Linked DNA regions of Homo sapiens: region 1 is linked to region 2. Evidence: chromatin loops called from intact Hi-C (ENCODE). Cell type or tissue: Calu3. All regions are shown on one strand. Each heading gives the region's core, and the rest is flanking DNA. Links, peaks and the distances in the headings are about the cores only. Region 1 overlaps GPR176 (G protein-coupled receptor 176). Region 2 overlaps GPR176 (G protein-coupled receptor 176).

What was found. A loop is a pair of places that touch in the nucleus more often than their neighbours do. Peaks named below come from ENCODE experiments on the same cell type or tissue, not always from the same donor. Only the 100,000 strongest peaks of a DNase experiment are listed, where the experiment ranks them.
Region 1: a loop joins it to region 2, with 13 times the contacts of the local background. A loop is called at or near these places in 34 of 110 quality-filtered maps.

Annotation. Positions count from the first base shown.
Region 1 is chr15:39,873,994-39,876,913 of GRCh38, forward strand. All of the region lies in intron 1 of GPR176 (G protein-coupled receptor 176), which reads right to left. Among named protein-coding and RNA genes, the nearest start is that of GPR176, 45 kb to the right of the region's middle. In Calu3, for the core only: no CTCF peak of the experiment used is centred there; no DNase peak of the experiment used is centred there.
Region 2 is chr15:39,801,055-39,803,915 of GRCh38, forward strand. It overlaps GPR176 (G protein-coupled receptor 176), which reads right to left. Exons shown (of 3, transcript NM_007223.3): 3 at 1-1,200. The coding sequence ends at 78. Among named protein-coding and RNA genes, the nearest start is that of FSIP1, 20 kb to the left of the region's middle. In Calu3, for the core only: no CTCF peak of the experiment used is centred there; a DNase peak (open chromatin) is centred at 1,047.

The DNA of each region.
Region 1 (2,920 bases), core at 328-2,827, 73 kb after region 2:
ATGCTTCCCCCAAAACCTAATGACATGAAGAACTCAAAATGTATTGCACGAAGGTTAGGTATTGAGAAGATGTCTGTAAGTCTCAAGTGACTTACGTAAGTCTGCAGTCTCTATATGAGTTTCCACCAAACAGGTGGGTGACACTTCAGAGTTTCAACACCAGTCATCCTCCTCTTCTTTTCATTGATCTTCCTTAGATTTGGGCATCTTTTTCCAAAATTGACCTGTAGTGTGGTAAGTAACTCCCCTCAATAGTAACTCCCCAAGAGTTGACAACCCCTCAGGGGTTATGTCAGATGCTTACCAATGACATCTCACATGGATGATCTGCTGATGGGAACAGTCATAAAGCCTGTGATACCATCCATTTTCACCAGACCAAACCTTCTCATCTTCTCCAAATATTAGCCTAATTGGCATCTTTTTTTTATATTGACAGAGCTTTATGCAATAACAAATTCCAAAGTTCTTCCTTCTCCTCAGTCACATTTCTTTCATCTTGCTATGTATTGTTAGCTGCATTGAAACAGTAGTTTACATGTGTTACATGGTCTGCAGTTTGTCATTCAGAAACAATCTGGTGTCAAGTGATTCTTCTCTTGCATACTTAGGGAAGTCATCATTGTTGCTTCACCTTTTATCATCTTTACTTTCTTAAAAGTCAATAAGACTTGGAGTAATAGAATGTTTCTTATTATCATTGCTTTCCATACACCTTACATGAGGTTAATAATGTCACAAAAATGCTTAAAAATTAACTGCAATTCCAGCTGGGTGCGGTGGCTCATGTGTGTAATCCCAGCACTTTGGGGGGCCAAGGCAGGTGGATCACCTGAGGTCGGGAGTTCAAGACCAGCCTGACCAACATGAAGAAACCCTGTCTCTACTAAAAATACAAAATTAGCTGGGCATGATGGCGCACGCCTGTAATCCCAGCTACTTGGGAGGCTGAGGCATGAGATCACTTGAACCTGGGAGGCGTGGTTTGTGGTGAGCCAAGATCGCGCCATTGCACTCCAGCCTGGGCAACAAGAGCGAAACTCCATCTCAAAAACAAAAACAAACAAACAAAAAATTAACTGCAATTCCAGCAAACGTGAGTCTACCATAGACTAACAACAGAACATGGAGCCCAGTACACAACCAATACTGCCATCTGTTGGTGCCAGGCAGAGTTCACTCACTTTTGTTTGGAATAATGGCTTTGTTTCTACCTGTCAAAATTAATAGTTTCAAAATTCCTAAATATGGGAGCCACTATCTCGCTTTTTGAGCCTGATAAAAGCAAAAACCAACCGTTTCTAAAAATGTCTTAGATTATCATGACAATACAAATTGGAATTTCTATTGTTTCTTTGACTACAAAGAAATAATTTGTTTGGTAAGGTGTTTTCAGATAAATACTTGTCTTTGCAGAATCCATGCTAGATGGACAAATATTTTCATATCACTCTTGGAGCTGACACTTTAAAGCATTCCTGGAGAACTGCATATGTTCTCACATACAAGCAAAATTGACTCATTTGTAAATATTGAGCTTTTCAATGCTATCTATTCATAGACAATCGGCAGTATTAGGAAGCCCACTGGATCAAGAGTCAGCAAACAGATTCTTATCCAATCTGCCACTCAGTTCCATGAGCTTGGTCAAATCCTGACTTGCAATTTCTTCATGTAGGAAATGGGGTTTTAGTGCCGAGCCTCCTTACCTAATGGGTATGTTGAGAAAAGTGAATAACATATGTGAAAATGTTTTTAAAATCATTAAGTATGATAAAAATTTAAAATACTCCCTTTATCATCTTGCTTAACTCAAAGAAGTTTCTTCCACATACACAAACCACCACCTGTCATCATCTGACTTATTTGGTGTGTACTTTTTTGCAATATTTTGTAATCTATTTTTATTCCTCCCAATGTTTAACTCATATATATATATGAGTTTAAATATATGTATATATTTAATTTACATATATGTATATATTTAATTTAAATATATATATGTATTTAACCTGGGTGTGGTGGTACACACCTGTAGTCCCAGCTATACAGGAGGCTGAGGTGGGAGGATCACTAGAGTCCAGGAGTTTGAGACTGCAGTGAGCCACGATCCTGCCACTGCACTCCAGCCTGGGTGATCCAGCCTGGGTGACAGAGTGAGACCCTGACTCAAGAAATACATATTTTTAAAAAAAGAAGAAGAAGAAGAGAATTGAGCAGAAGAATAAAAATAAATGCTTCAGCTGCATAAACATATAACTTCTTTCATGGTCCTACTAACATATATTCAAAATTGATAGTAAACATGTGAAATAAATAGCAGATGCTACACTTCAGGGAGAATTTCAGGAACCTCTTTTTCCTTTGAACTTAAATCCATTGCTACTACCCTCTTGTGCACAGCGAACTAAGGCCTAATAAAATTGGATTTAAACACACCTTCTCTCTCATCTTCTTGCATACAAGATCAGTATGAGCTGCAATTCTCAAAGTGGTGTTCTACCAGTTGTTTCAGTGAGGGATATAATGTTAATGATGTTGATGTTTATGTTAATGTTTATAATTTAATTTCTATTGCTATTATTATGGAATGGCCTATCCAGTATCTCATGAAAGCTATTATTTTTCTTAGCCTATTTTCTGGTAGTAAATTTTCACAGTGAGAACATGGCAAAACCCCCTCTCTATAAAAAAAAAATACAAAAATTAGCTGGGTGTGTAGTCCCAGCCACTTGGGAGGTGGGAGGATGGTTGGAGCCCAGGAGGTTGAGGTTGCAGTGAGCTGAGATCCCACCACTGTACTCCAGAGCCAGACCCTGTTACAAAAAGAGAGAGAGAGAGAGGGAGAGAGGGAGGGAGGGAGAGAGAGAAAGAGAGACAGAGACAGAGACAGAGAGAGAGAGAGAATGAAAGAGAATAG
Region 2 (2,861 bases), core at 1-2,500:
TCACATGGCCACAGCATTCCCACACTCTGGTGGGAATATGGAAGCTCCCCGTTGCTTCCAAGAATTTACAATCCTTGCTAGGAATCCACCTTTGGAAAAATGCTCACTTTATTGTTTCTGCTCATCTTCCGCTCCACCCTGCCTACCTTGGGCACCTTTGTCTGGATCAGCTCTTCTGGGGTGTTGCCCAAGGGGGGAAGCAGCCGCTTCTTGCTGTTTCGGGTCTCTGAGAGCCACTGAGGAGGCAACTCAAAAGGCCCAAAGCCAAACTGCAGGGAATACTTATCAGGGAATGTTTCAGGTTCCACAGGGGCTGCCGGTGCCACCTGGGATACAGAGTCCACTGTGCTCAGGGGTGGGGCAGAGGGCGCAAACTGTGGCCCCTGCTCTCCCTCCAGGCAGGTGCTAAATATCTCCTTGGCCTGGAAGTCAGCTGAGCCAATGTACTTGGCCTCACTCTCTTCCTCATCCTCTGTGGGCTTAAAGATCTGCTGCTGCCCAATGTGGAACATCTCCAGGAGCTGGCTACCCGAGCGTATGCTGGGTTCCAGGCTGGCCTCAGCCATGCCACTCCCTGTACTGACCACATTACGGCGACTGTACCGGTGGTGTAGTTGCACCAGGGTCCCTATCAAGCACTTGCGGACAGATTTGTTCACAGTAAGAAAGAGAACAGGGTTTGCCAGCAGGGAGACTTTGGGCAGCCAAACAGCAGTGAGCAGCAAGAAGACGGAAGTGTCAGGGACATTGAGCACAGTCTGGTAGACGACCAGGGTGGCATAGGGCACGCTACACAAGATGAAGACCATCACCATGGAGAGCAGGGTGGCGTGCAGCTCGGCCTCCCGCTGGGAGGCATAGGGAATAGAGATGGTGTTCTGTGGGGTCCGGAGCGCTGCTATGATGACCTTCTTCTTCTGGCTGGCACTCAGGGCCCGTCGGATCAGTATCAAGAAGAGGAACACCACCACCACAGGCACAATGACCGTGGTGATGTTATACACCAGAACGTACACCAGGTGGCCCAAGGAGTTGCTCCAGACTTCCGTGCAGGTGGACGTGGCATAGATGTCAGCCACATTGGTTACTGCAAACACAGGGACACTGGCCACCACTGCATGGGCCCAGATGTACATCACCAGTTCACGGGACTTGGCATCAGATATTTTCCTCTCCAGTGGATAGAGGACTGAGTAGTACCTGCAAGATACACAAACAAAATTAATTCCACAGAAGATACTTTTTAAATTAGGGGAACCTAAATCACCAAAAGTAGATGAGAGGGAAGAAAGGTCAAGTTCTTCTATTCGGCCTAAGACAGAAAAGCACTGGGGGAATCCAGGAAGCCAGACCTAAGTTTTGAGGACTTTGCAAGTACAATAAGAAGCGTCACTAGACCAAAAAATAAAAACCTTTCCAAAGGAGCAGCAAACCTGTCCTCATGAGGCTTTACAGGAAAACAAGTAAATAATTTCAATTCATAGCTAGCTTTATAATTATTGCTACCAGGATGAAATCGCAAACAGTACCCTCCATATAAAAGATTTCTCCATCTGCTATAAAGATATCTACTTTTCAATTTGAGGGTAAAGGGTAATTGGTAAACAATTTTATATGGGCTAAAGAAGCTTTAGGGCAATTTTCAAAGCTACCAACAGAAATAAGTTTGTCTACACACATATCTAAAGCAGACTTATGCCACAGTCCAGATATCATTAACAATTAAAGTTGTTCAGGGCAGAAGAACCAGTATGAAGAATGGACTCCGACAAGGTCCTTCCACAAAAATCAATTCAGCTGACAAAAGTTATGCCTGCTCAACAGTCATTGCTCCCATGATAATCACTCAGTAACCCTAAGGGCAATTAATAGGTCTAAAATGCCTGCACAATTAGATTTTTGTTAAAATCAGATGAGACATTGTTTTTCCTTCCAATATTTAACTTGATCATTCTGTAAGCACCTAAACAGAATTCCAAAAGCATGCCGTTTCAATATCACCAGTGATTTGAGGGAACTGAATAACTCTTTGCACCCTAGAACCACATCTGTAGTAAAAGGGCTGCCACTAGCTCTCAGAGATATGGTCAGTTTCTTCACATTTGCTTGGCCATATCTGTGCAGTCAGTTAATGCTGGGGTTGACCTTACAACCTTAGTGACACCCATTCACTCATAGGGCAAGTAAGCACATAAGCTTTCAGATAACAAGTACTTCTTTTTTTTTTTTTTTTTTTTTTTTTTGAGATAGAGTCTCACTCTGTCGCCCAGGCTGGAGTATAGTGGCATGATCTAGGCTCACTGCAACCTTCGCCTTCTGGGTTCAAGCCATTCTCCTGCCTCAGTCTCTCGAGCAGCTGGGATTACAGGCATGCACTACCACGCCTGGCTAATTTTTGTATTTTTAGTAGAGACGGAGTTTCGCCATGTTGGCCCAGGCTGGTCTCGAACTCCTAACCTCAGCTGATCCACCCGCCTCGGCCTCCCAAAGTGGTTGGATTACAGACGTGAGCCACCGTGCCCAGCCTCCTGTAACAGGTACTTCTGAGCACCACCTATGCACCAGGTCCTGTGCCTGGCACTGGGTTATAAGAATGAAAAGACACAGGAATGTCTCTAAACCCAACGGGGACAAAGATACACACACTAATAATTACGAACAAGGAGATGACAGCTCTACTAGAGGCAGGCACAAAGGAGGTACAGGTAGCGCCTAAAGCCACCTGGGAAAATAGCAAGAGAGGGAGACACTGCAGTGGAGTCTGGCAGGGGGACCAGCTGAAGGGGAACATTCCAGGCTGAAAGAGATGGGATGCAAACACAATAGCGACCATGGACAATCAGGGAAGGAGGGAGCATGGT